Regions from separate parts of the Homo sapiens genome. Here all the other regions are linked to region 1. The links are chromatin loops, found by intact Hi-C in ENCODE. Cell type or tissue: heart right ventricle. All regions are shown on one strand. Each heading gives the region's core, and the rest is flanking DNA. Links, peaks and the distances in the headings are about the cores only. Region 1 has its middle 8.4 kb from the start of EIF3B. Region 2 holds the start of NUDT1 (nudix hydrolase 1). Region 3 has its middle 5.9 kb from the start of ELFN1.

What was found. A loop is a pair of places that touch in the nucleus more often than their neighbours do. Peaks named below come from ENCODE experiments on the same cell type or tissue, not always from the same donor. Only the 100,000 strongest peaks of a DNase experiment are listed, where the experiment ranks them.
Region 2: a loop joins it to region 1, with 6 times the contacts of the local background. A loop is called at or near these places in 90 of 110 quality-filtered maps.
Region 3: it touches region 1 in a loop (4-fold over the local background); 35 of 110 quality-filtered maps call a loop at or near these places.

Annotation. Positions count from the first base shown.
Region 1 is chr7:2,341,560-2,351,222 of GRCh38, forward strand. It overlaps a transcript of SNX8 not described here. Among named protein-coding and RNA genes, the nearest start is that of EIF3B, 8.4 kb to the right of the region's middle. In heart right ventricle, for the core only: a CTCF peak has its summit at 6,612; a DNase peak (open chromatin) is centred at 6,612; H3K27ac peaks cover 395 bases.
Region 2 is chr7:2,240,775-2,250,437 of GRCh38, forward strand. NUDT1 (nudix hydrolase 1) reads left to right here and starts at 1,452. Exons shown (of 4, transcript NM_002452.4): 1 at 1,452-1,482; 2 at 3,789-3,952; 3 at 9,083-9,228. The coding sequence starts at 3,801. MRM2 (mitochondrial rRNA methyltransferase 2) reads right to left here and starts at 1,431. Exons shown (of 3, transcript NM_013393.3): 1 at 1,388-1,431. The coding sequence starts at 1,395. RefSeq lists enhancers at 1-815, 5,182-5,231, 8,488-8,567 and a silencer at 1,138-1,357. In heart right ventricle, for the core only: CTCF peaks have their summits at 6,542 (motif pointing right), 6,742 and 8,505; DNase peaks (open chromatin) are centred at 5,687 and 8,437; H3K27ac peaks cover 1,234 bases.
Region 3 is chr7:1,659,576-1,669,238 of GRCh38, forward strand. It overlaps a transcript of ELFN1 not described here. Among named protein-coding and RNA genes, the nearest start is that of ELFN1, 5.9 kb to the right of the region's middle. RefSeq lists an enhancer at 9,426-9,663. In heart right ventricle, for the core only: CTCF peaks have their summits at 5,263 and 5,475; DNase peaks (open chromatin) are centred at 5,266 and 6,453; H3K4me3 peaks cover 3,014 bases; H3K27ac peaks cover 2,624 bases; H3K27me3 peaks cover 2,625 bases.

The DNA.
Region 1 (9,663 bases), core at 4,664-9,663:
ACTTTGGGAGGCCGAGATGGGAGGATTGCTGGAGCCCAGGAGTTAGAGGCTGCAGTGAGCCATGTTCTCACCACTTCACTCCAACCTGGGTGATAGAGGCAAGAGCCTATCTCAAAAGCAAAAACCAAAAACTAAAAACAAGCATCGGCCACGCGCAGTGGCTCACGCTTGTAATCCTAGAACTTTGGAGGCTGACGCAGGCAGATCACCTGAGGTCAGGAGTTCAAGACCAGCCTGGCCAACATGGTGAAGCCCCGTCTCTACTAAAAATACAAAAATTAGCCGGGTGTGTAATCTGAGCTACTCGGGAGGCTGAGGCAGGAGAATCACTTGAACCCAGGAGTTGGAGGTTGCAGTGAGCGGAGATCGCACCACTGCACTCCAGCCTGGATGACAGAGTGAGAAAAAATTAAAAATAGGCCGGGCCCGGTGGCTCACGCCTGTAATCCCAGCACTTTGGGAGGCTGAGACGGGCGGATCACAAGATCAGGAGATTGATCCTTGCATCTGGATCTCTCAGATGCAAGGAGAATCGCTTGCATCTGGGAGGCGGAGGTTGCAGTGAGCCGAGATCTCACCACTGCACTCCAGCCTGGGCAATAAGAGGGAAACGCTGTCTCAAAAAAAATAATAATAAATAATAAATAAATAAATAAATAAATGTACTTCAGGTAGAAAGAAAGCAATTCCAGGTAGAAGGCCTGGAATGAGAAAAGAAATGTTCAACACGCAAGATGGATAAATCTCAAAAGCACTGATTGCATGTATTAGTAATAATAATCTCAAGGGTTTTATTAAGGATAGAATTACAGGGCTGGGCGCAGTGGCTCACGCCTGTAATCCCAGCACTTTGGGGGGCTGAGGAGGGCGGATCACTTGAGGTCAGGAGTTCAAGACCAGCCTGGCCAACATGGTGAAACCCCGTCTGTACTAAAAAATACAAAAATCAGCCGGACGCAGTGGTGCGGGGCTGTAGCCACAGCTACTTGGGAGCCTGAAGCAGGAGAATTGCTTAACTCAGGAGGCAGAGGTTGCAGTGAGCCGAGATCAGGCCACTGCACTGCAGCCTAGGCGACAGAGCGAGACTCCATCTCCCAAAAAAAAAAAAAGGATAGAATTACAGTGCATGACAAAAGTATCACGTAAGTGGAGATGAGAGAAGACAGAGTAACTTTTATAGCCCAGGACACAGGGTGACAAACTATAGCCCATCAGCCAAATAGGGCTCCATCCTTGCTTTTATTTATTTATTTACATTATTTATTTATTTTTTATTTTTTTGAGACGGAGTCTCGCTCTGTCGCCTAGGCTGGAGTGCAGTGGCATGATCTCGGCTCGCTGCAAGCTCCACCTCCCGCGTTCACACAATTCTCCTGCCTCAGGCGCCCACCACCGGCTAATTTTTTTGTATTTTTAGTAGAGACGGGGTTTTACCGTATTGGTCAGGCTGGTCTTGAACTCCTGACCTTAGGTGATCCACCTGCCTCGACCTCCCAGACTGCTGGGATTACAGGTGTGAGCCACCACGCCTGGCCTGATTTTTGTATTTTTAGTAGAGGTGGGGGTTCACCATGTTGGCCAGGCTGGTCTCTAACTCCTGACCTCAAATAATCCACCCACCTTGGCCTCCCAAAGTGCTGGGATTACAGGCATGAGCCACCGCACCTGGCCTTGATAATTTTAAATATTAATTTGGCCATTTAGTATGACCAAACTGTATGATGAAAGAGACCATGAACAAAGATGCAAAGATGAGCCACACCCTGGGAAAAAATATTTTTAACATATACAAAGTTTAAAGACTAGAAGCCTGAACTTACAAAGAGCTCATACAGGCCGGGCATGGTGGCTCACGCCTGTAATCCCAGCACCTTGGGAGGCCGAGGCGGGCGGATCACGAGATCAGGAGATCGAGACGATCCTGGCTAACACGGTGAAACCCCGTCTCTACTAAAAATACAAAAAATTAGCCGGGTGTGGTGGCGTGCACCTGTAGTCCCAGCTGCTGGGGAGGCTGAGGCAGGAGAATGGCGTAAACCCGGGAGGCGGAGCTTGCAGTGAGCCAACATGGTGCCACTGCCCTCCAGCCTAGGCGACAGAGTAAGATCCAATCTCAATAAATAAATAAATAAAAGAAGATTATCTTCCCACTGTAGAAGGTAAAAATGCCAGATATGAGCCAAATGCAGTGGCTCACACCTGTAATCCTAGCACTTTGGGAGGCCAAAGGGGGCCGATCACTTGAGGTCGGGAGTTCAAGGCCAGCCTGACCAACATGGAGAAATCCTGTCTCTACTAAAAAATACAAAATTAGCCAGGCACAGTGGTGCAGGCACAGTGGTGCAGGCCTGTAATCCCAGCTACTCAGGAGGCTGAGGGAGGAGAATCGCTTGAACTGGGGAGGTGGAGGTTTCAGTGAGCTGAGATCCTGCCATTTCACTGCAGCCTGGGCAACAAGAGCAAAACTCCATCTCAAAAAAAAAAAAAAAAAAAAATTAGCCAGGTGTGGTGCCGTGCGCCTGTAGTCCCAGCTATTTGGGTGGCTGAGGCAGAAGGATTCCTTGAACCCAGGAGTTCAAGGCTGCAGTGAGCCATGATCACGTAATTGAGCCTGGGCGACAGAGCAAGACTCAGTCTCAAAAACAAGAAAAGGAAAATAAAAAGAAAATCCTAGTACTTTGGGAGGCCAAGGTGGGAAGATCGCTTGAGCTCAGGAGTTCAAGATCAGCCTGGGCAACATGGTAAGACCTCCTCTCTATTTTATTAAAAAAATTATAGACAGTGGCTCACACCTGTAATCCCAGCACTTTGGGAGGCCCAGACGGGCGGATCACGAGGTCAGGAGATCGAAACCATCCTGGCTGAGATGGTGAAACCCCGTCTCTACTAAAAATACAAAAAAATTAGCCGGGCGTGGTGGTGGGTGCCTGTAGTCCCAGCTACTTGGGAGGCTGAGGCAGGAGAATCTTGTGAACCTGGGAGGCGGAGGTAGCAGTGGGCCGAGATCGCGCCACTGCACTCCAGCCTGGGTGACAGAGCGAGACTCCAACTCAAAAAAAAAAAAAAAATTATAAAGTGGCTGGGTGTGGTGGCTCACACCTGTAATCCCAGCACTTTGGGACACTGAGGCAAGCAGATCATTTAAGTTCAGGATCATCTGAGGACAGCCTGGCCAACAGGATGAAACCGCATCTATACCAACAACACGAAAATTAGCCAGCTGGGCACGGCGGCTCACGCCTGTAATCCCAGCACTTTGGGAGGCTGAGGCAGGCGGATCACATGGTCAGGAGTTCGAGACCAGCTTGGCCTTTTAGATCCTTTTAATAATTTCATTTTCTGCTTGAATCAGACATCTACTTACATCAGAGAAATGCAAATTCAAACAACACGATACCCTTTCACGCACAGCAGATAGGAAGAAACAGCAATATTCCCACACTGCTGGAGGGAGTGTAAATTGGTACAGATACTTTGGAGAACAACTTGTTAATGTCTAATAAATTGGAATGCAGATATCCTGTGACCCGCAAATCCTACTTTTAGTCATATTCTCTAAACTATAGCTCATAGAGACAAGCATAAGAGTCTTCACTGTAATACTATTTATAACACTGAAAAAAACCAAAACAACCTACTTTTATACGAATGTGAAGTGAATAAGAAATTGTGATATATTCATGCAATGTATAAACTAGAACAGCATGTACAGAATGGATAGATCTTGAAAACATCATTGTGGGTGAAGAAAACTGCAGAAGGGTCTGTGGAGTGCAGCACGTCCATTTAAAGACGTAAATGAACCAAAGGGGACAAATAAAACTGAGGAAATCTGGCCAGGCACAGTGGCTCACATACTTGTAATCCCAGCACTTTGGGAGGCTGAGGCAGGCAGATCACCTGAGGTCAGGAGTTCAAGACCAGCCTGGCCCATGTGGAAAAAACCCCATCTCTACTAAAAATACAAAATTAGCCGGGCCTGCTGGCAGGCACCTGTAATCCCAGCTACTTGGGAGGCTGAGGCAGGAGAATCACTTGAACCCAGGAGGTGGAGGATGCAGTGAGCCAAGATCGTGCCACTACACACTCTAGCCTGGGCGAGACAGAGTGAGAATCCGTCCAAAAAAAAAAAAGAAGAAGAAATGTGAATAAGGTTGGTGGATTTTATTTGCGTCAACATTCTGGTTGTGATATTATTGTGTACTTCTGCATCATTAGAGGATACTGGGCAAAGGGTATTATTTCTTATTTTTGTTTTGTTTTTTGAGACGGAGTTTCACTCTTGTTGCCCAGGCTGAAGTGCAGTGGCAAGATCTCAGCTCACTGCAACTTCCACCTCCTGGGTTCAAGCGATTCTCCTACCTCAGCCTCCCGAGTAGCTGGGATTATAGGCACCCACCACCACTCCCAGCTAATTTTTGTATTTTTAGTAGAGACAGGGTTTCACCATGTTGGCCAGGCTGGTCTCGAACTCCTGACCTCAAGTGATCTGCCTGCTCAGCCTCCCAAAGTGCTGGGATTACAGGCGTGAGCCACCACACCCAGCCTATTTCTTATAATAGCATATGGGTCTACTATAAATCAATAAAAATACCAAACAATGAATACATTACTTACAGGTACATGATGGCTTCCTCTGAGGAACAGAGGAGAAAATATATTTTAGGAGAGGACTTGAGCCCAGAAGTTTGAGCTCACATAGTGAGACCCTGGTCTCTACAAAAAATAAAAAGAAAACTAGTTGGGTATGGTGGTGCATGCCTGTAGCCCCAGCTACTGGGGAGGCCGAAACAGGAGGGTTGCTTGAACCCAGGAGGTCAAGGCTGCTCTGAGCTGTGATTTCACCACTGCACTCCAGCCTGGCTGAAAGAGCAAGACTCTCAAAACGAAAAAAAAAAGGTGAGGCAGCCAGGCACGGTGGCTCACACCTGTAATCCCAGCACTTTGGGAGGCCGAGGTGGGAGGATCACGAGGTCAGGAGATCGAGACCATCCTGGCTAACACAGTGAAACCCCGTCTCTACTAAAATACAAAAAATTAGCCGGGCGTGGTGGTGGGCACCTGTAGTCCCAGCTACTTGGGAGGCTGAGGCAGGAGAATGGCGTGAACCTGGGAGGCGGAGCTTGCAGTGAGCTGAGATTGCGCCACTGCACTCCAGCCTGGGCTGGACTCCGTCTCAAAAAAAAAAAAAAAAAAAAAAACAGAAAAAAATTAGCCAAGTATGGTGGCTCACACCTGTAGCCACAAGTACTCAGGAGGCTGAGTTCAGAGGATCTCTTGAGCCTGGGAGGTGGAGGCTGCAGTGAGCCGAGATCACACCACTGTACGCCAGCCTGGGCGACAGAGATTGAGACTCCGTCTCAAAAAAAAAAAAAAAAAAAAGAAAAAAGGAATAGGGAAATAGGGAGCATCTGATTCCTGTCCATGCCTCACTCCTCTACATTTGAAGAAGCCAAGCATCATAGGGCAGAAAGTCAAATAAGTCTTTGAACAGGGTGTGTTGCTCACCTGTAATCCAGCCATGGGAGCCTGAGGTAGGAGAATTACTTGAGGCCAGAAGTTCAAGACCAGCTGGGGCAACATAGCTAGACACCCTCCGCCCCCACCATCTCCACAAAACAATAATAATAAGAGCCTTTGGGCTGGGCGCAGTGGCTCACGCCTGTAATCCCAGCACTTTGGGAGGCCGAGGCTGACGGATCACCTGAGGTCAGGAGTTTGAGACCAGCCTGGCTAACACGGCGAAACCTGTTTCTAATAAAAATACAAAAATTAGTCAGGCTTCGTGGTGGGCGCCTGTAGTCCTCAATCCTCAGGAGGCTGAGACAGGAGAATCGCTTGAACCTAGGAGGTGGAGATTGCAGGGAGCCAAGATAGCACCACTGCACTCCAGCTTGGGCGACAGAGCAAGATGCTGTCTCAAAAAAAAAAAAAAAAAAAGAAAAAAAAAAGAGCCTTTGGCTGAAGGCAGTAGGCGGCAGGGAAAACCAGGAGGAAACCAGCATGGTCAAACGAGACAGGGAAGTTCAGATGATTTGGGGCCACACTGGATTCTTTTTTTTTTTTTTTTTTGCTCATTTTATTTTCTTTTGCTTTGTTTTGTTGAGATGGAGTCTTGCTCTGTCACCCAGGCTGGAGTGCAGTGGTGTGATCTCGGCTCACTGCAACCTCCACCTCCCAGGTTGAAGCAATTCTCCTGTGTCAGCCTCCCAAGTAGCTGGAATTACAGGCGTGTGCCACCACAGCCAGCTAAGTTTTGTATTTTTAGTACATGGGGTTTCGCCATATTAGCCAGGCTGGTCTGGAACTCCTGACCTCAGGTGATCTGCCCGCTTCGGCCTCCCAGTGTTGAGATTACAGGCGTGAGCCACCACGCCTGGCCCACACTGGACCCTTTGAATCCATGGATGCCTCTTTGCGTCTCCAAGTGCCCTGCGAGATTGGACATAGACCGGTTTATGTAGAACATCCTGGAGAAATTACTGAGATACTGAGAAACTTGCTGGAGAGAAAGCTGCTTTTTCGGCTTCCTACTATGTAAGGAATTTAAAAAAGAAACTAAGTAAAAAAAGCAAGCCTAGTTCACACACTGAAAAGGGCGGGCTAAGATCGCCATCTGTAGGTGAATCGTTTCTTCTGCCAACTCGAATTCTGTCCACAGTTCCTGACACCTAAATGGGTCCAAGCTACCTAGCTCCCCCTCTAGCCTGCACGCTCCACCCAGGAAGGACAAGGCAGAGGCTCTGGCGAGTACAGTATCTTTTTCTTTTCTTTCTTTCTTTTTTTTTTTTTTTTTTTTGAGACAGAGTCTCGCTCTGTCGCCCAGGCTGGAGTGCAGTGGCGCGATCTCGGCTCACTGCAAGCTCCGCCTTCCGGGTTCACGCCATTCTCCTGCCTCAGCCTCCCGAGTAGCTGGGACTACAGGCGCCCGCCACCAGGCCCGGCTAATTTTTTTGTATTTTCAGTAGAGATGGGGTTTCACCGTGTTAGCCAGGATGGTCTTGATCTCCTGACCTTGTGATCCACCCGCCTCAGCCTCCCAAAGTGCTGGGATTACAGGCGTGAGCCACCGTGCCCGGCCCAGTATCTTTTTCAGGGTTACCCAGCCAGTGGCCAGGCGCGGTGGCTCACACCTGTAATTCCAGCACTCTGAGAGGCGGGCGGATCACCTGAGGTCAGGAGTTCAAGGCCAGCTGGCCAACATGGTAAAACCCCATCTCCACTAAAAATTAAAAAAAAAAAATTAGACGGGCATAGTGGTGTGCGCCTGTAATCTCAGCTACTGGGGAGGCTGAGGCAGAAGAATCATTTGAACCCGGGAGGCGGAGTTACAGTGAGCAGAGATTGTGCCACTGCACTCCAGCCTGGGCAACACAGTGAGACTCTGTCTCAAAAAAAAAAAAAAAAAAAAAAATAGGCTACCCACAAGTTAGCAAGAGAACTACAACCAAAAAATCATGACTTTCAATTTTTTTTTCTTTAAAAAAATTGTAAAAAAGCCTGGTGAGGTGGCTTACACCTGCAATACCAGCTACTCAGGAGGCTGAGGCAGGAGAACTGCTTGAACCTGGGAGGTGGAGGTTGCAGTGAGCCGAGATCACACCACTGCACTCCAGCCTGGGTGACAGAGTGAGGCTCCGTCTCAAAAACAAAAAAAAAAAAAGTAAAAAAAATGCGTAATATTATAGTAAAGTGTACATAACATAAAATGTACCATCTTAACCACGTTAAAGCATATGGTATATTGGCATAAAGCATGTTCACACTGACGCAGCCATCACCACCACTATCTCCCAAATTATTTTCCTTTTTTAAGTGTTATATTTTTAAATTTGTTATATTTTTAGTTTATTTTTTTCACCCTACCCCCTATATTTTTAATTTAACTTTTTTTTTTTTGAGACAGTTTATCACTCTGTCACTCAGGCTAGAGTGCAGTGGTGTGATCTCGGCTCACTGCAATCTCTACCCCCACCCCATGTTCAAGCGATTCTCCTGCCTCAGCCTCCCAAGAAGCTGGGACTACAGGAGCACGCCCCCACACACAACTAATTTTTTGTAAAGATGAGATTTCACCATGTTGTCTAGGCTGATGTTGAACTCCTGCCTTCAAGAGATCTGCCCACCTCAGCTCCCAAAGTGTTGGGATTACAGGCGTGAGCCACCGCGCCTGGCCAATTTAGCTTTTCTTAAGACAAGGTCTCACTCTGTTGCCCAGGCTGGAGTGCAGTGGCTCGATCCTGGCTCACTGCAGCCTCAACCTTCCAGGCTCAAGCTATCCTCCTGCCTCAGCCTCCTGTGACAGGTCCTGAATGTCCACAAACCCACCCAGGCTGGCCCATGGTGGACAGGTGGTGAGGTCAGAGTCTCAGTCCTCTCCAGCCCAGCATGAGGCTCCCAGGCTACACCCGGAGCCACCCCACTAGAGATCTCACCTGCCTGGGCCCTGGAAGGGTCACCCTGGATCTCTACCACCCGGTTCATGGCTCCCAGGCTCAGGGACTGGACACTTCCCGGCTCTGAACCTCTTCCTCAAAGACATGAAATCCCCACGCTCAGAACCTGGTTGGCCTACTTGGAAATACTTCTCATTCTGTTAAGATAAACCCACAGGAAAATAAAGGCACAGCTTTCCTACATTATCTCATCCAAACTCCCCCAAGCCTGCGAGGTAAGAAAACTGAGGCCTAGAGACGTTGAGGCTCTCTTGATAGCAAGGGAGGGGTTAGTCTCGGCCCAGTCTCCGGGCTCAGGCAGCCTCTCTCCCCAGCCAGGTCAGGCTTCCCCAAGGGGCCGTGTGGCGGAACATTTTTCATTTTCATAGTTATGAACCAATGTTAATATCAATAGAAATGCAACAAACCCATAAAACTTATAATTTCACGGAAACTATAAATTTGGCCTTAAAATGAAGTCACGTTTCTTTAGAAAGAGTTTTGAGGGAAATTAAAGCTTACCCCTGGGCCGAGCGCGGTGGCTCATGCCTATAATCCCAGCACTTTGGGAGGCCAACGCAGAAGGTTTGCTCTAAGCCAGGAGTTCAAGACCAGCTTGGGCTAACAGTGAGACACTCTCCCCCATCTCTAAAAACAATTTTTTTTTTTTGACACAGAGTCTCACTCTGTCATTTAGGTTGGAGTGCAGTGGCACAACCTCGGCTCACTGCAGCCTCTGCCTCCTGGGCTCAAGTGATCCTCCTGCCTCAGCCTCCTGAGTAGCTGGGATTACAGGCGCCTGCGGCCACACCCGGCTAAATTTTGTATTTTTAGTAGAGATAGGGTTTCACCATGTTGGCCAGGCTAGTCTTGAACTCCTGACCTCAAGTGATCCTCCTGCCTCACTCTCCCAAAGTGCTGGGATTACCGGTGGGAGCCACTGTGCCTCGCTCTCTAAATAAACAATTTAAAAAATTAGCCGGGCACAGTGGTGCACGCCTATAGTCTCAACTACTCAGGAGGAGGCGGCGGGAGGATCACGAGCCTGGGAGTTTGAGGCTGCAGTGAGCCATGATTGCGCCACTGTGCTCCCGGCCTGGGTGACAGAGTGAGACCTTGTCTCAAAAACAAAAAGAAAAAAATCTACCCCTGGAAGCACAACACAGGCCACGCTGCAGGTCAGCCTGGGAGCCTCATCCGGCCATCTCTGCTGCCAGGGTTGGTGCGG
Region 2 (9,663 bases), core at 4,662-9,661, 100 kb before region 1:
GCCTCCGACTCCCGGGTTCAAGCAATTCTCCTGCCCCAGCCTCCCAAGTAGCTGGGATTACAGGCACACCTGCTACCATGTCCGGCTAATGTTTGTATTTTCAGTATAGATGGGTTCCACCATGTTGGCCAGGCTGGTCTCAAACTCCTGACCTCCGCTGATCTGCCCGCCTTGGCCTCCCAAAGTGCTGGGATTACAGGTGTAAGCCACTGCACCCAGGCATTTCTTTCTTCTTTTTGTTTTTTTAGAGACAGGGTTTTACTATTACCCAGGCTGGAGTGCAGTGGCATGATCACAGCTGACTGCAGCCACAGCCTCTGGGGCTCAAGTGAACCTCCCACCTCAGCCTCCTGAGTAGCTGAGACTACAGGTGTGTGCCACCACTTCCGGCTAATTTTTCTATTTTCAGTAGAGATGGGATTTCACCATGTTGGCCGAGCTGGTCTCGAACTCCTGACCTCTGGCGATCAGCCCACCTTGGCCTCCCAAAGTGCTGGGATTACAGGCGTGAACCACCTCACCCGGCCATTTTTGTTTTGCTATCATCCAGGCTGGAGTTGCAGTGGCACAATCACAGCTGATTGCTGCCATAACCTCTGGGTCTCAAGTGAACCTCCCACCTCAGCCTCCTGAGTAGCTGGGACTACAGGTGTGCACCACCATGCCTGGGCTAATTTTTTTTTTTTTTTTAATTCTTAAAAACCTTTTTTAGAGATGGCATCTCACTACATTGCCTAGGCTGGTCTCGAACTCCTAGGCTCAAACGATCCTCCTGCCTCAGACTTCCAAAGTGCTGGGATGACAGGTGTGGGCCACCAAGCCCGGTCTCTATGTCCATCTTTCTGATTTAAATAAATAAATAAAAGTTACCACCCTCATGGCTCCAAGGCCAAAGCTTCTAGCTTCTGCAACACCAAAGCGTGCTGACAAGCCAGGAGGCACTGACTGCTGACCGTGAGTCGCTGTCTTCCCCTCGCTTAAGGGGTCTCCCGGGAAAATGGCACAAGCCGGTCCCGGGGGCCAGGGCCCACTCGACAGCCCAGGAAGCGCGGGCAATGGAGCTACCCGGCCCAGAAGCGAAATCCCGCCCCGGGCTCGCCCCCGGCGCCTTGGATCTGGGCCCCGGCGCTGCGCCCCCCACCTGGACTCCGCCGCCGGCCCCGGCCTCCCCACGGCCCCGCCGGCCCTGCCCCTGGAGACCTGAGGGCGCCCTCCTCCCGGGGAACTGCGACCCGGAATCCTGGCCTCGCCCCTGTCGCGCTCGCTGAGTGCGGGGACGGTGCCCAGCGCTCGGCACCCAGCCCCGAGGCCAGGACCGAGGAAGGCGACCGGGCGGACCCCCAACCACTCCCGCTGTCTGCACGCGCAGCAGCAGCGCCCAGCTCACCCCGCCATTGGTGTTCCCCGCGCCTGCAGCGCGCCGCCGGAAGTGCCTGGCCTCACTTCCGGTCAGAGGCCACGCCCCCGGAAGCGGCGGTGCAGGTACGAAAAGCGCGCGCGGGGATTCCAGGAGTCGTGGTGACCAGGGAGGGGAGCCGGGCCAGCGGGCGGCAGGAGACTAGGGGAGCTGAGCCATGGGCTTGGGGGAGAGCGGGGCCGGGAGCTCGAAGGAGACCAGAAGAGCAGGGTCGGGGGCTCGAGGGAGACGAGGAGAGCGGGGCCGGGGGTTTGGGAGAGAGACAAGGAGAGCGGGGCGGAGGCTTGGGGGAGACCAGGAGTAAATCACAAAAATTTACTTTGGAAACCGTGGCTTCTGGCAGAAACAGATCAGTGTCGGGACAAAGTACACGGGCCTGGTGTGAAACTAAGCCACAAACCCATTTACCCTGTCTGACCTGCCTCCGCCACCAGGACCCAGTCTCAGTGAAATGGGAAAGGTTCCCTTGTCCTCCTCGAAGGGCGTGCGATGAGGATGTGGCTCACTTCTTCAGTGCCCCGCTTCTCAAGCCTCTAGGGGAACATACAGACAGGCAGGCTGAGGGGCTCCCACCCCACGGCAGTGTCTAGGGGTGAATGTTTGCAGCTCCTGAAGCCCCAGCAGGCATGTGTTAGAGGGTGCTCTTTCAGTTTAGCCTTGTAGGTGGCTTGTGTTAGTCAGCTGTTAGACTCCCTGCCTTATCGCAAGGACAGAGGGCTTTCTGTATCCCTAGGTTTCTTGCCTTGATGTACTGGAGCAATCAGATCACACGGCGGCTTGGAGAGTGAGTGCAAGGTTTTATGAGTGGAATTAGCCCTCAGCAGATGGGGGAGCCAGAAGGCAGTTGGAGTGGGAAGGTGATTTTCCCCTGGAGTCGGGCTGCTGAGCAGCCTGGGCTCTCCTCTGACCGCCCCTGCCAAACTCATGGTTCCATCAGTTGATGGCCTGCTGGTGCCTGTTGGTGTGCTTTCCACGTCCTCTTGACGTCCAGCGGCTTGTGTCTCTGCCCACTATAAAAAACCACTGGGGTTTTTTTATAGGCACAGGACGGGGACGTGGCGGGCTCGGGAAATGCAACATTTGGGCAAAAAAACAGAAATGCCTGTCCTCACCCAGGTCCCTGGGCACAGGCCTGGGTGTGGAGCCCTGGCCAGAGACCACGCCCTCCTCTACCCAGCACTTCCCTGCCCCCTTCCTTATCATCTGGTCCCTTTTCTCAGACACCACAACTTCCAAGAAGGATCACTGGTCCTGAACCCTGTGTCTTGTCCAGGTGTGGACCCCAGAAAAGTTGGTCCTGGCTGGGCGCAGTGGCTCACGCCTGTAATCTCAGCACTTTGGGAGGCTGAGGTGGGTGGATCGCTTGAGCTCAGGAGTTCGTGACCAGCCTGGGCAACGTGACAAAACCCCATCTCTACTAAAAATACAGAAATTAGCTGGGTGTGGCGGCTCATGCCTGTGGTCCCAGCTATGTGGGATGCTGAGGCAGGAGGATGGCTTCAGCCAGGGAGGCGGAGGTTACAGTGAACCGCGATCACGCCACTCTCCTCCAGCCTGGGCAACAGAGCAGGATCTTGTCTCAAAATAAATAAAGGAAAGTTGGTCCTGGCCCTCCAGCATTTCTCCAGGGTCCTTTTTTCAGCAGGGACCTGGCGGAGGCATCGCCCTCAGAGTCCTCTGGACCTGGACCTGCACACCTATGGGAGCAGGAAGGACCCTTGTGACTTCCAGTGGCCCCCCTGGGTGCCAGGTCCCACAGTAGCCACAGCAGGAGCAGAGTGGGTGGGGTATAAACTCCTATCACAGGAGGGAGGACTAGCCGGGCCTGGCTGGGTGGACCTGTGTCTACAGCCACACATTTCCTGGGAATCTGGAAGCCTGCTACAGAGAGGCCAGGTCCCACTAGACTGAAAGAAGTTCCTGTTAATCCAAAGGCCTGACCTGAGGACCACAGGATAAACTGCGTGGTTATTTTGGTGCCAATCAGGCACGGGGACTGTTGTTCCTCACTGTGTGCCTATAAGCAGGGGGTTCCTGGGGGTAGACGCAGGAGCAAGAGCACGCTCTGGAAAGGTGATGTTGTCCTCTGCACCTGAGTACTGACTTGTGGAGAAGGAAGGTAGCGCCGGCCTCTGCTCTGCTTGATCAGCCCTGCTGACCACTGGGTTCTGTTTCTACCCCAGAAAATCACTGGTTCAATGGCAGTTTTCCACCTGCCACAAGGGAAGCCACACGTGGCAGGGCTGGGGAGTTACAGCATACCCCCCCGCCCCCCACTGCCTCCCAGAGCACGTCCCCTTCCTCCTGGCCCCTGGCACGTGCTTCCTCCACGCACGTCATGGCTGACTCTGCCCTCTCACCTTCCTTTCAGAACCCAGGGACCATGGGCGCCTCCAGGCTCTATACCCTGGTGCTGGTCCTGCAGCCTCAGCGAGTTCTCCTGGGCATGAAAAAGCGAGGCTTCGGGGCCGGCCGGTGGAATGGCTTTGGGGGCAAAGTGCAAGAAGGAGAGACCATCGAGGATGGGGCTAGGAGGTAAGGATGGGGCAGGTCTGGCCATAGAACCGGCTTTCCCAGGGCACAGGGATTCGGGCTGTAGGGCCACACCCTTGGTTTCACCACTAAGAGCTAAGTGACCTGGAGCAGGGGGTTAAGCGTGAGCCTCAGTGTCTTCATCTCAGAATGAAGAACAGTCCGCAGCCCTTCGGACTCTTGTGAAGATAAAATGAGGAAATGAACTCGAAGGACTTAGAACGGTGCGCGGTGTGCGGTGCGTGCTGAGTGCGTGTTAGCTGTTGTGGTGCGGTGGTGCTGGGGGCTGCAGGGCGTATCTGGAAGCCTCTGTGCAGCAGCTTGAATTGAACCCTCCCAGCACCCTCACTGTTGCCGAAGGGCTCGTCAGTCACTTGGTTCCTCTGTCTGTTCAGTGGAGCTGATGATCGCTTTCATCTCACACTCGCTGTGCACAAAGCCTCACTGCATCCTCAACACAGCCAGCTTCACCTAGGAAGGAACTGAAGCCCAGAGAGGTTGAGCCGTTTACCCAAGATCACACAGTCCTCCAGACGCCCCTCAACCCTCACAGGGTAAATGAGATCATCTGTGTAAACATCGCTGCACAGACGTTAGCCCCCGTTCGTGTTTTTGTTCTGAGAAAGGTAGGCCAGCTTGCCTGGAGAGGAGAACTACAGAGTAAAGAGGGTCCTGGCACGGAGGAAAGCCAGGACGCTGCAGCCTAGTGGCTTTCCAATTTTTTCATCACAACCTGCAGTAAGAAATACGTTTTGTACTCTGATAGAGTGTACACACTCAGGTGTGCAGGTACAGCTAAAGTAAGTTGCAGTAGCCGCCCTTATTACATAAAAGGGGGCTCTACTTTTCCGATTCATTTCTCTTTTTTTCTCCAGAGGTGGGATCTCACCCATGGCACACTCTTGGCTCACTGCAGCCTCAAACTCTTGGGCTCAAACGATCCTCCTGCCTCAGCCTCACGAACAGCTGGGACCACAGGCACATGCCACCACGCTCAGTTCGTTTTTTAATTCTTTGTAGAGATGGTGTCTCATTAACTCCCAGGCTCAAGCGATCCTCCCTCCCGGGCCTCCCAGAGTGCTGAGATTGCAGGTGTGGGCCACTGGCTTGACCCTTTTTTTTTTTTCAATTGCAATCCACTAAGCCGATTTCCCGGGGTACATGGGTCCCAACCCTCAGTTTGGAGAGCCCTGTGTGTGCTTCCCCTCCAAGGCTTGGGACCCCAGACCGCAGCCACACGGACACGTTCGATCAGTCACTGTGGCAGGTGCCAGTGCGACAGGCTCTGTGCTGGGGGCCGCAGCTGGGGAGGAGGACCACTGGGTGTGAGTCGGGCATACAGCGTGTCCCTGCCAGGAGTGTGTGCAGAGCGACCACAGCACAGGAAACAGGAAAGGTGGCCCCGGGGGTTCTCTGCCCAGCCCTTTGTCTTTGATCTGCTAAGACTGCCCATCAGCTCATGGATTTCTGTAGCGCTGCTCTGTGTGGGGCCTGGGGACATGAGGAGGAACAGGTCAGTCCCTGCCTCTGTGGAGCTCTCGTGTCATCTGGCTGCCGGGTTCAGGAGACCTGCAGAAGGAGGTCTGGTCCATACCTCGTGGCCAGGGGCCTCCAGGAGAAAGGAAGGGAGAATAACTGGGCACCAGGAAAATGCTCTGAGGGCCTGACGTTGGCTGGGAGAGTGTGGAAGGAGGGAGGAAGGAGACATTTGCAGAAGCACAGAGGGCTGGAGGAGCGCCAGCTGTGCAGAGAAGTGGTGGGTGTGAGTGGAGCAGGCAGCGGTGCTGAGGAGGCTGGATGGAGGAACTCCAGGTGGCTGGATTTCCGCTTCTCGTCCTGCTGGTGACAAGCAAAGCACAGGCCCCCTCGGCAGCCCTGCTTTATTTTCTTCTGAACTTTGTCACGGTCGAAGGAACTTTCCTCCTACCCTCTGTAAATATTACACAAACAGAGGGACCATCACTCCAGACCCTCAAAGCTGAATACAGTGGTGGCTTGCTGTCAGACCAGGGTTTGAGGGGGGGAACTGAGGCACAGAGCCGGAAGCCTGTGACTTCCATCCTCGGGTGTAACCTGGAGACGGGGGTTTCACCATGTTGGCCAGGCTGGTCTTGAACACCTGACCTCACGGGATCCACCCGCCTCGGCTTCCCAAAGTGCTGTGATTACAGGCGTGAGCCACCGTGCCCAGCCGAGACCCTGTCTTAAAGAAAGAAAGAAAAAAATCCTTCGTTGGGGAGCATCTGCAAGCATGAGGAATGGGGGACACTGGAGCCAGACAGGCTGGTGCTTAGGGGTCCCAGGGCCCCGGGAACCCAGCAGCAAACAGCCTCGCCCTCAGGGGATGACGTACCATCAGCCACAGGCCACCAGCACGGCCCTGGGCTTCAGTACCTGCGAGTCTGAATGGATTTGCTCCTGGGGCAACCCCAGGCCCGTGCTGCTCAGGAGCGGGAGGCAGGGAGGAGCGTCGGCAGCCCGGTCTCTGGGGAGGCTGGTTCCTGCTTTATCCACGCAATACCCAGTCCTATTCTATCAGGAGGACCCCAAGATGGGCCCTAACTCCCAGGCCAAGAGCCGGTTTAGGCACCCTCCCCGCTTGCCTGCAGGGGGCAGGCCTGAGCGCCTAACCCCAGTCCAGAGGGCTGGACTCAGACCCTCCTCTGTGGGGCAGGGGACAGGCACGTAGGGAGTACTGAATTGTGGGGGTGTGCAGATTTGGGCTTCAGGCGCACAGTGTGAGCCGACCTTTCTAGACAGCATCCCTGGTCCCCAAAGACTAGCGAGGCCGGGGACACAGGAGCAGCGATGGGAAGCAGGCCCGCCGGAACCTCCGACTCCCACCTCCCCACGCCACGGACGCTGCACCACCCTGTGTTTTTGTTTCATGTATTTCTCACCCTGTTCCCCGTGTTCCGCCTGGGGAACCGAGTGCCATGGACAGAGCAGACACTTGGGCAGAACTGAACAGCGTCATCTTCGCCTGCCTGGCGCTCCCTGCCTGGGAAATGGAGCTTCAGCTCTGTCTCCCGGCGGATTCTTGATGCTTCCTACGCTGCCATGTGCTAGGGAAGATTAACTAAAATCAGTCACAATATCCCACTGGGAGGTGACGCTTTTTAAGACGAGCAACAGCCGGCCGCCAAGAGGCGGGTGAGGCCCCACTGAGCACTTCTATTGCATCTAACTGGGGAGCCATTTATACCCAAGTAGAAGCACACGTTCACTTTGTAGCTCAAGCCCAACTTTAATTAGCCATCTGTATGAATAAATGCTGATTCCAGGTCCGTTTCCTCTCCAGTCCCTGCAGTTTAAGCTGAGGAGGCATCGCTTAAATCAGACCATTTAGACCAGGCATGGTGGCTCACACCTGAAATCCCAGCACTTTGGGAGGCCAAAGCAGAAGGATCGCTTGAGCCCAGGAGTTCAGGACCAGCCTGGGCAACATAGCAAGACCCTGTCTCTACAGAAAAACACACACACAGAAAAATTAGCCGGGCATGGTAAGAGGAGGAGACTGAGGTGCCCAGCGGCTGCAGCCCGTGCATCCCCAGGGTCCCAGCACAGAGTGGGTGTTCAGAAGTGTCTGCTGAGGGACTGAGCAAGAACCCGACTGAGCACAGCAAGCAAACGCTCAGAACGGGAGGTCAGCAGCACCGCTGTGCCCAACACGGGTTTCCACCATAACCCGAAGTTGGAACGTTTTATTCTTCCATACCAAACAGGAGTTGAGAAGGCGGCTGGGTTCCTTGAGGTGTGGAATGTCATGCACTCCTCCTTTCTTGCGTGGAAAGCCCGAGGTATAAAGTGTGTATGATGTTTGCTTTTTTTTTTTTTTTTTTTTTTAAGACAGGGTCTAGCTCGGTTGCCCAGGCTGGAGTGCAGTGGAGTAATCCCAGCTCACTGCAGCCTCCAACTCCTGGGCTCAAGCATTCCTCCCATCTCAGTCTCCTGAGGAGCTGGGACTACAGGCGAGTGCCACCATGCCCAGCTAATTTCTGTCCTTTTTGTAGAAACAGGGTTTTGCCATATTGCCCAAGCTGGTCTCAAACTCCGGAGCTCAAGCAATCAATCCTCCCACCTTGGCCTCCAAAAATGCTGGGATTACAGGCATGAGCCACCCTGCACCCAACCTGTTTGCATTTTTATTTTTTAACTTTAAGCTATTAAGGGTTAATGTTTGCATTTCTTAAGGGAAAAACAGAGGAGAAAGAGCCAAAGGAAAAACACTGAAATGGTAGCATTCCTGGGTGATGAGTTTATGGCGTTTTGTTTCCTGGTTGTCTATAACAAATATGTAATTTTTAAATTAGCAACAGCGTTAGACTACTTCGGGGAAACCTGGCTCTGTGTGCCACGAAGCAGGGAAGGGCTTGTTCCCAGGCGCAGCAGCACTTGGGCATCCCGTGGTGAAGTCAGCCCCTTACACCTCCTCCAGGCACAGCTGTGGGGAGCATGTCCCGAGAAGGCGCAGGAAGAGGCCCAGGCCACGTGTCCCGTGTGGTCAGCCTGGGGACCAGAGTTAAAACCAGAGCTCCTCCTTCAGGAAACAGATCATAGAAGCCTGTGGTTTCATCCTGTGTTCTCAGAGAAGAGGCACCAGGCTGGAAAGACATTTCTTTGGGCAGACAGGCCCAGAGTATAGGGCCCAGGTTCCCAGAGCAAGCGTCCCAGGGCCCCGGCGGTCGTAACTACCGCTGCATGGGCTCTGATGCTCAGCCGCGGAAAAGCAAGTAACCGGGAATGAAGGAAGTGGGGTCAGTCCCAACCCTGCCACGTGCGGGTCTCGAGACGGTGGACAAGTGGCTGGACTCCACTGGGCCTGGGCTGTCACTGGTACACAGAGGGCACTGGGCTAGAACTGCGTTCCTCCCACCAGAGGCTCCACACCATCTCCGGGCCCCTCCCCAGAGCCTCTCAACCAAAATCAGTGTCTTCAAAGTTCAAGTTGATTCTGAAGCTCAGCCAGGTCGGGACCAGATAATGCATTCTAGGGGACATCCTCCTGGGTCTCCCATCCACCCTGGTGGCTCCCTGGGCTGTGTGTAGATGCCCAGCTCCTCCTCCCTGCCATCGTGTGGGCATGGCACCATGCCCTGACGGCCTCCCTCCCCTGCCCACCTCTGCCCGCAGGGAGCTGCAGGAGGAGAGCGGTCTGACAGTGGACGCCCTGCACAAGGTGGGCCAGATCGTGTTTGAGTTCGTGGGCGAGCCTGAGCTCATGGACGTGCATGTCTTCTGCACAGACAGCATCCAGGGGACCCCCGTGGAGAGCGACGGTGAGTCTCACAGGGCCTGCTCCCCCTCCCCACTATGCGGGTCCCATCTCCTGGCTGGGAGAAAGGCCATCCGCCCAAACCATCTCTGAGTGCCAGGGACCGGGCAGCCTGCGTCCCCCTCCACCCCACAGTGCCAGCGTGGGGCCCATGAGCCGTGGTCTCTGCACCGAGGCTCCAGTAGCGTACCTGCCCCTGCTCTGCGCCCACCCTAAAATGAGAAACACGGTAATGAGGATGAAATATAAACGATCGTCAGGTTCCTCACGATCACTCAGTGAACTCCTCAGAGAGTCAGTGTACGTTTGGGCTGGCCAGACGCAGTGGCTCACCCCTGTAATCCCAGCACTGTGGACTGTGGGAGGCCGAGGCAGGAGGATCGTTGAGCCCAGGAGTTCAAGACCAGTCTGGGCAACACAGTGAGACCCCATCTCTACA
Region 3 (9,663 bases), core at 2,468-7,467, 680 kb before region 1:
GCTGAGGCAGGAGAATCCCTTGAACCCAGGAGGTGGAGGTTGTGGTGAGCCGAGATCGTGTCATTGCATTCCAGCCTGGGCAACAAGAGTGAAACTCCATCTCAGAAAAAAAAATAATAATAATAATAAAAGTGTTGACGAGGATGCAGAGAAATAGGAACTCTCCTACGTTGCTGCTGGGAACATAACATGTGGCATCAAAATTTTGGCAGAGTTTGTGAACTCTTCAAAATGTGAAAGATAGGCTTACCATATGACCCAACACGTCCGTTCCTAGGTGTTTACCCAAAAGAAATGGAAACACATGTGCGCGTGAGAACTAGTACATGAATGTATCTAGCTGTGTGACTCACATTTCCAACGCGAAAACAGCCCAAATGACCATCAGCTGATGAATGGGTAATAAAATGTGCTCCAGGCACTCAGTGGAGTGCTATTTGGCAATAAAAAGGAATAAAATACTGAAATGCTACAACATGGATGAATCTCAAAAACAATGCTCAGTGAAACTAGCCAGTCACAGAAGACCACATATTGTCTGATTCCATTTATAAGAAATAGCTACAATAGGCCGGGCACGGTGGCTCACACCTGTAATCCCAGCACTTTGGGAGGCTGAGGCGGGCAGATCACGAGGTCAGGAGATCGAGACCATCCTGGCTAATACAGTGAAACCCTGTCTCTACTAAAAATACAAAAAATTAGCAAGGCGTGGCGGCGGGCACCTGTAGTCACAGCTACTTGGGAGGCTGAGGCAGGAGAATGGTGGGAACTCGGGAGGCGGAGCTTGCAGTGAGCCAAGATCGTGCCACTGCACTCCAGCCTGGGTGACAGAGCAAGACTCTGTCTTAAAAAAAAAGAAAAGCCTTGGGTTCCCATCCCAACCTGCTCCTGCAGGATTTCCTTAGGCAAGTTGCCCCCTAAAATTCAGTTTTGTCACCTGTAAAAGGGGGAAGGAAGGATTCACCTCCCTGGGTTACAGTGGGAACCAGATGAGATGATAGAAAACAATTTTCCATTTTCATTTTCACATTGAAATTTATTATAAAGGAACATGTCTGCACATTGCACAGAATTCAAATGGCATTACAGGGGCATATGGGGAAAAGTCTCATTTTCTGGGGTGATGGGAATGTTCAGTATTTTGATGGAGGTAGTGATGGCAACCAGTGTCCACATTTGTCCAATTTCAGAACTGTAGTTCTGAACAGTATAAAACTGAAGAAGTATGAATTTCACTGTCTGTAAATAAATAATACGTTAAAAATATTTTTTTATATTGAGTCCCCGGCCGGGTGCAGTGGCTCACTCCTGTAGTCCCAGCACTTTGGGAGGCTGAGGCGGGTGGATCACCTGAGATCAGGAGTTCGAGACCAGCCTGGCCAACATGGTGAAACCCCGTCTCTACTAAAAATACAAAAATTAGCCAGGTGTGGTGGCACGTGCCTATAATCCTAGCTACTCGGGAGGCCGAGGCAGGAGAATCACTTGAATCCAGGAGGTGGAGGTTGCAGTGAGCCGAGATCGCACCACTGCACTCCAGCCTGGGGGACAAGAGTGAGACTTTGTCTCAGAAAAAAAAAAAAAAAAAAGTCCCCTTCTACCCTCTCCCCAAGACTTGCAGCCCCCAGGTTCCTACAGGAGGCACCCACTATTTCTAGTTTCTTGGGTCTCCTTCCAGTAATCAGTGTGTGCAGGCAACTAAAATGTCATTTCATTAACTCCTTTTTGACACAGTGTAAAAAAAAAAAAAAAAAAAAGGTGCCATATACACTGTCCGGCCCCTTTTGCTTTTTCACACTAAAGAACATCTGCAGATGGACTCCAATCAGTCCACCTTTATCCGGCTGGATGTGCCATGATGATTTAAGCACTGCACTGTCAGCGGGCACTTAGGATCCTTCCAATCTGCTGCTGTTACAAAGAGTGCTTCGGCGAATAACCTTGTACAAAGCAATATATCATTTTTCACATTTGGGAGGAGTATCTGGAGGACAGATTCCTAGAAGCAAATGCTGGGCCAAAGGGTGTGTACATTTGGAATTTTGACATTGTTTCAGAGGTTCCAAGGGTGTCTGCTTCCCCACACTATTGCAACAGGGTGTGTCCTTAGACTGTTTAATCTGTGCCCATCTGATGAGTGAAAAATCACATCAGTACAGTTTCAGCATGCACTTTTGTCACTAGGAGTGAGCATAGGCACTTTCTCATTTGTTTAAACATCCTTTTGATTTCCTTTTCTGTTCATTACCTCTGTCTATTTTTTTTTTTTTTTGGCCTCTTGGCTATTTTTCTTATTGATTTGTAAGAGCTCTTTATATAGGGGGAACTGGCTCTTTGCCTGAGATAGAAATTGGACACATCATTTAATCTATGGCTTCGGGGTTTTATGGGCATTTGTTGTTCTTGCTGTGAAGTTCTGGGGACAGGAAGAGATTGTCACCATTCTTCTCTGGTTACCATTTCCTTAGGATGGGTCCGGGGGTCGGGGGGAATTCTCTCCCCACTCCTTCGCGGTTAATCCCAGCTGCTCTATCCCTCCCCTGCTTCCCCCAAACACACTCAGGCAACTGGGTCATTCACTTCCAGCCAGGCCATCCTCAGCAGAGAGAGGGCGCAGGAACCACCTGCAGGGGGGCAAAGGTATCAAAGCCACCAGATGAGTCCTCACTTATCCTGGAAGTGGGTGTGGTCATGTGGGGCTGGAGTGGGGCACTGAGGCCTGGAGGTGAGTCAGTCTGTCCTGCTCTCTCAAGCTCACACTCTGTTGGATGAAACTGACACATCAAGTCAGGGCGTCCAGGGACACAGGCTCAGGGCAGTGGCAGGGTGGAGGGGAGGGGGTGTGCTTCCAACCACCTAAGGAAAGCCCTGAGGCCCCACAGCCCCAGGCCCCTACGGCTCTTACTGACCAGCCTCTTCCCCAAAGGGTAGCTGGGTGGGTCATGAGATGGTGGTTGATTTGTTTCCATAAAAATGAGAATCTTACTGGCAGTTTAGCTCTTTTTTTGTTTTTGAGACAGTCTTGCTCTGTTGCCCATGCTGGAGTGCAGTGGTGCGATCATAGCTCACTGCAACCTCCACTTCCTGGGCTCAAGTGATCCTCCTACCTCAGCCTCCTGAATAGCTGGGACCATAGGCACACACCACCACACCCAGCTAATTTTTTATTTTTTGTAGACAGGGTCTCACTATGTTGCCCAGGCAGGTCTTAAACTGGGCCGTTTTCTTCTGAACGAGGACGTTTTGTACATCAGAAGGACCTGCTAAGCCCTGGATCTAGCAACGGTGCCCAGGTGGGTGGGGGTGCACCCACCATCCCTAGCTCTGTCCTAGGTCCTGGCCCAGCTGACTCATCTCTGGAAAGACAGGCTGTCTGATGGACCGGGCCATCGCTGCTGCGTCTGGGCTGCTGCCGGGCAGTGGCAGCACCTCAGAAAGGAGGCCTGAGCGAGCACGTGTGTGTGGAGCGACTGTGCGTGAACGCATGTGCATATGCAGATGGGAACATGCTTAGTACAGCTGCCTTCAAGTTTGACCATCTGGATTCAAACCCTGGCTTGGCCATTTCCAGTTTATGGTGACCCTGGCCAAGGTACTTGATCTCTGGACCCCTCGATGTTACCCTCTGGGAACTGGAGATCTTCACAGCTGGTTCACTTCTAGGGTTGCTGTGAGGACTAAATGACTTCATGCCAGCCACCAGCCATTAGGAACCTCCATCACAGGAAGGATCGTCATAGTGCCACACCAGTGTGCGTGCCTGCGTGTGAGGGTTACACTGGGTGGGGCGGGGTGTGTGCGATTCGGGGGTGTGTGAAGCAGGATGCCTTTGCAACTCTCTGCACAACCACAGTGTGAGCTATGGGGTGGGGGGGGTTCCAGCCTTCCTGTCCCAGTGAGGCTGCGGCATCTTCCTGTGGGACACCGGCTTGCGGCGGGGAGCTGGGGTGGGTATCCACACGCATCTTCCCTGGATGTGCTGTAAGGTGTCTACACCACACAGGCTGCCTCTGGGTACCTCTGTCTGCTGGGGGAGGGGGATCAGGAGGAGATGAATGTCAGAGAGAAAGAGACCAAGACGGAGAAAGAAAAGGAGAGAGGAGAGGCGGAAAGGGAGAGGGGAGAAGAGGAGGAAGAGGAAGAGGGAAAGAGACAGAAAAGGAGGGTGGAGGGAGAGAGAGAGAGGAAGAGGGAGAGAGAGAACAAACATATTCTCTGACAGAGGCAAACAGAGGCGGGGAGAGAGAGCTCCAGAAGAGGCCAGAGACAGCCAGCCTTCCTCCCACCTCCTCTCTTCGGGTCTGTCCTGGGGTGGCCCATTCCCAGCCTGAGGGGGGACAGCAGCCCGAGGCCAGCCAGGCCCCGCGGGGGCCCTGCCTTCTCACGGGACAGGAGGGCATATTTCAGCATTGGAAGGCGCTGCAGAGGGAGTCAGTCAGGGCTGAAATTCCTCAGCGCCCTGGAAGGTCCGCGGGACAGCTCCCTTCTCCCAGCTTCCTCCAAGGAGCCAGGTCCGGGACTCTCCAGGCCCCTCGAGTAGGGGAGGGGGGAAGTGAGAGAAAGGGGCTGTGTGCGCACCTAGGCCACTGCGCGCTTCAGAGCAGCCGGGACCCTCCCTGAGGGACCAGGAAGAGACCCCCCCCAGGCCGGGCTCGGCCCGCTCTGTCTCCCTGTTCCCTGGAGGTCTGGGCGCCCCCGCGCAGGGACTAAGGGCTGGACAGCCGCAGGCAGGGGCTCCGTCCTTGGCCTCCACCCTTCGTGTCCAGCAATCCCGGGAGCAGGCGGCGGCACTTCCTCCATGCCCCGGCCTCAATCACGGTCTCAGTCCCCCCAACCCCGTCCTGCAGGAACAAGTGTGGTAGAGGCTCGGGGTCGGAGGGCGGGCGGCCGTCCCGCGGGCTGGACGGAGTTTCTGGGCTGCGGAGAGGCCGTTGGACCCACGTCCGGACAGGAGCCCCGCGCGCCCATCCCCGGCCCGGCCATCCTCGGGGCGCGCTGTCTGCGGCCTCCCGCGCCACCCCCACCCCTGTCCCGGGACCTCCTCCGGGAAAGACACCCGGGGAGCAGCCCCCTCCCCTCCAGTAGTCCCCTCCCCTCCCCTCTCCCTGCCCTCTTGACGGTGTGGGGCTCCCCGGCCGGAGGGGCGCGGCGCTGGCAGCGGGGTCCAGAGTGTCGCGCCCAGCGCGCGCTGGGGGTCCCGGGCTCCGCAGCTCCGCACGCGGCCGGTTTGTGAAGCGGCGCGCGGGGGCTTAGCCGGGCGAGGGCGCTCTTGAGCCTGGTTTGGAATTTTTAGCCCACACGAAAGCCGCAGGCTGGGGAAGGGGCGGGTGGGAGCGGGAGACGCCCTGGGAAGCCGTGAGACCGCTCGGCGAGGGCTCGGGACCACCAGGGAGCGACGGGGGACCCCTCGGCTCAGAGCCCGAGGGCGCGATTTCGGATCCGCTGGGATTCCGGAGGCACATGAAGGGAGAGGGAAATCCGCTAAACCGAACCTTCCGGGAATCGGAAGGCGCCGGGCCGCTCCCACGCCTCCCCCTCCTCCCGGCCGAAAGGCGGGGGGCGACGCGCAACGGGGAGGGAAGGGAGGGAGGGGTCGGCGACCTTAGGGGAGGGCGAGTCTCTGGGGACGCGGGGCCGCCAGGGGCCCGACGACCCTCTCGCTCCACCTCCCCGCCCCCAAGTGCCCCGCTCTCCCCCCGCCCCGCAAACGCGCGTCCTGCGGGCTGTGCTTTGGCCCTCGCGGACGCGCGCGCTCACAGAGGGTCTGACTTGGGGTCAACTTCCACGAGGTTGCCGGGCGCCTGTGAGCACAGCCGTGTCCCCACCCAGGGGCCCACCTCCCAGCGCCACCAGGGTCCCGACCCCCAGACCTTCGGACGCTTCTCTTCCAAACCGAAGCCTGGGAGCCTCTGGGTGGCCTGGGGCGGGGGCAGGGGGCGAGCGGGGCGGGCCAGGAGGAGGGGGCGAGGCCGCCACTCGGCTTCCCACGCCGCCCCCGCGGCTGGCTCCAACTTCCCCTCCGGAGCCCCCCTCCGGCCACCCCCCAGCCCACCGACGTGCGGGCAGCGACCCCGCCCCCCGCCCCTCCGGTCGCCCCCGCCGCGGCCCCCGCCCCCTCCCCATCCCTCCCCGCGCGCTCTCCCACATGAAACCTTCCATCACGCTCAGAAAGAATGTGCTACAACCTCGGCGCTGCCGCGGCCGCCACCACTGCGCCCGCGCCCGAGCCCGAGTCGGAGCCGGAGCCGCCGCTCCCCCGCCTGCCCGGCCAGCCCCGGGCTCCGAGCGCGCGGTCCCCGCCGCCGCCGCCCCGCGCTCGCCCCGCGCTTGACGCAGTGAGCGCCGCAGCCTGGCTCCCGCCGGCTCCGCTGGGCTCCGGGTCGCAGGCCGAGTCCAGCCGGGCGGGCTCCGGGAGGGGCCGGCAGGGCGGGAGGGGGAGGAGGGCTGTCTGGAGCCAGCGAGCCCGGAGGAGGAAGAGGAGGAGGAAGGAGGGGAAGCCGCCGCCGCCGCCGCCGCGCTCGGGGAACCGGGGTGCGCGCGCTCTGCTCGCCCGCGACAGTGCCTCCAGCCCGGGGCCCGCACCCCGGCCCAGGTAAGAAGGGGCCTGAGGGGCAGGGGGCTGTCCGGGGCCGGGGGACCCCTCTGTCGCCGCTGCGGGATCGGAGGGTCCCCGCCCCTAGGGGAGGCAGGGAAGAGGATGCTCTCTGGGGGGGGCGGCGGGGGGCAGCGCAGGGTCCCCAGCGGCTCTCGCAGCCCGGGCCACCCCATCCCTGGTGCCCTGACCTCGGCGTCCGCGCCAGGGCCGAGTCTCCCCGCCCGCGGGGCTCTGGATGCGGCGCTCGGGGCCCGCGGCTCCCGGGCGTCCCCATCCACCCACCCAGGTTCGGAGGCGGGCGCACCCGAAGTTAGCGGCCGCCGAGCCTGGGCCGGACAAACTTCCCTCCCCGACGCCGCGGCTGGAAGGGCCAGGACTCCGGACCCCTAGGGCTAGGGAGGCGCCGCGGGGACCCCGAAACTTTCCGGAGCGCGCTGAGAGCAAAAAGCCGGCTGGGCAGAAAGAGGGGGAGGGGGCTGGGCGCGCCTTCGAGTGCGCTGGGGTAGCCGCGGCGCCCCAAGTTGAACCACAGACGAACCCCTCTTCATCTGAAACCTGGTCTCGGAGTCGGAGGTGGGGAGGGAGTGGGCTGTGGGTGCCTCGACTTCGCAAAGCCGGCGTGGGGGGGCGCAGCGCCCCGCCCCGCGCCGCTTGAACCTCCGGAGGGGGTGTTACGGGACCCCCGCCCCCACCCCAGCCGGTGGCTGGGCTCTGCCGACCGCTGCGGAGCTCCCGGGAAGGACCCGCTCGCGGCTATTAATAGGCGTCGGTGACCCTAGCCTCTCCCGGTCCGGGAAGCTGGCGCGGCGGGGCTGGGCTGGGCTGGGCTGCCGAGTGGGGCGGGACCCCGGGGCCCAGAGCGGACCCCCAGCTCTCCTGGTCCCTCTTCCGCCGCTCTTCCCTCCCTGCCGCCTGCTTTCCTCCCATTTTCCCTCTTCGATCTCGGGGTGTCGGCCCCCCCCCGAACTTTTTCTCTTCCCAAACTGCACGGTGGCCACCCGGTCACGGCCCTGGGCCGTACCCGCGCAATCTCAGCACCATTCCCGACCGAGTCCTCCGCCGCGGGCTGAGCGCGAGTCCCCGGGGCCAGGCTGCCCAGGGAGGAGCAGGGACTTCCTACAATCCGCGCCCTTCCTCCCAACCCACGGCGAGCGCAACACATTCGCCCGCCCCTGCGGCCCCATCTGAGGGCGGGGAGAGGTCGCTGGGGGCAGCTTCGGGGGTTGTGGAGGGCAGGGGGGACCCGCGAAGCTCCTGGAGCGTTTAGGGATGCAGCTCGGGCGGCGTGTGCAGGGAGGAAGCAGCGTCCCGGCGTCCCCCCTTCAGCGTCGCCTTCGCGCGCCTCGAGGGCCCAGGAGGGTTCGGTCTCCCCCACCCCACCTGGACACTCAGGTCTGAGCCTGAGTGGATTTGAGGATCTGGGGGACGGGGAATACGGAGTCCTTCTTCCTGCCTCGGTGTCTGCAGAGCCCAGCCCTCAGGCAGCGTGGGGATCTTTGTCCCCAGGGCCAGCGCCGGCCCCGCCCCCCGCCCCGTTAACTCCGGGACTCCGCCGCCCTCCAGGTTCCAACCTCCCAGCTTCACCGCCGCGTCCTCTCCCCGGTTCTGGGTCTGGGGGAGGGGCAGGGGGCGTGGAGCGCGGCGTTGGGCCCCGGACAGATGTCCTCGCGGCGGCGGCGCCGGCGTCCGGGTAACAGCAGGCCGCCAATCGGCGCGGCCACGGGGGAGGGGCGACCCGGCCGGGACTCCGGGGACTCGGTCGCAGCCGGACGGCGCAGCCTCCGCTCGGGGTGGGGGGGGGGGGCGGCCGCGAGGACTCGACCCCTGCCGTGCAGCCCGGCCTCCAGTCCTCTGCCGTCCCCTCCCCCAGCTCCAGGTTTCGCTCTCTGCTGGGGTCCTGGCTCCTCAGGTTGCGGGATCTCGCCTCCCACGGCCCCGCGCGCGTACCCCTACCCGCCCCTCAAGTTGACCTCTGAGGTTCTCCGTGGATCTCAGACCCCGAGTGACCGCAGAACTGACCTCTGGGGTCAGGCAGTACCGGTCAAGGGCGCTCTGAAGAGGCCCTCGGCCTCAGTTTGCACCCCGAGGAAATGGACTCATCATGCCTGCTCCTGGGAAGTAGCAGGACGTCCTGGCGCGGCTCCTCCGGGCAGGCGCCCAGCACAGCGCAGGGCACACGGGGGACACCTGCGAAGGCAAAGGAGGCTCATTCCAGAGCTTCGGCTGCACTTGGCCAGCACAGGCCTGGGGGAACCTGCTGGAAATGGGGATCCAGTACCTCTCTTGGGGTTTATGTTTGGCAGGCGGAGTGGATAGGCTGGGGCCCGGAGCCCGGTGGTCATCTTCTGCACAAGGCTGGCCAGGCCAGAAGCTGGAGGGTAGCTTACTGGGACCTTCCAAGCGTGACCAAGGAAGCTCTGGGGGCCGACCAGCTTCTCCCTAGTGGAGCTGCAGCTGGGGAGACCTCACAGACAGGCAGGGAGGAGAGGGTGCCCCGCTCACCGCCGGCCTCGTTCCACAGGCCCAGGCCTGGCACATCCCAGGCTTGCAGTATCTATCTGGTGGGTAAACAAGGACCTGCTCTTGGCCTGCGGCCTGGCTCTGACCGTGGTCCAGGTCGGGGCAGAGGGAGAAAGGCCACAGCTTAGGTGTTCCAAACCACCGGTGCCCTTCCTGCCGGCCCCTGGGGCTGTGCTGGGTTTCCAGGGCCCCTGCCCCCCAGTATTTGCATGAAATCGTGGGGGCGCACTGGCTTTCGTCCTAGCACTCCCCTTCAAGGCTCTGCACCCCTATCACGGGAGCCCCACCCAGCCAGCCGAAGGAGGCCACAAGCTCTAAATTACTAAATTCGGGCCAGTGCTGGGGGCCTGGGAGCCAAGGCAGCTCAGAGCCCACTCTCCGATTCTGGCTCCTGGAGAACCCTAGGACCCGGGCGTGTCAGGCCCTGCAGCCGGGCTAGGCCGGTCCATACAGGACTGAACGGCGTCGTGGGCGTTCATTCACATTCCCTCTCCGGTCCCCACACACTATAGGATTTATCTTGATTTGCTGCCTTTGAATTGAGT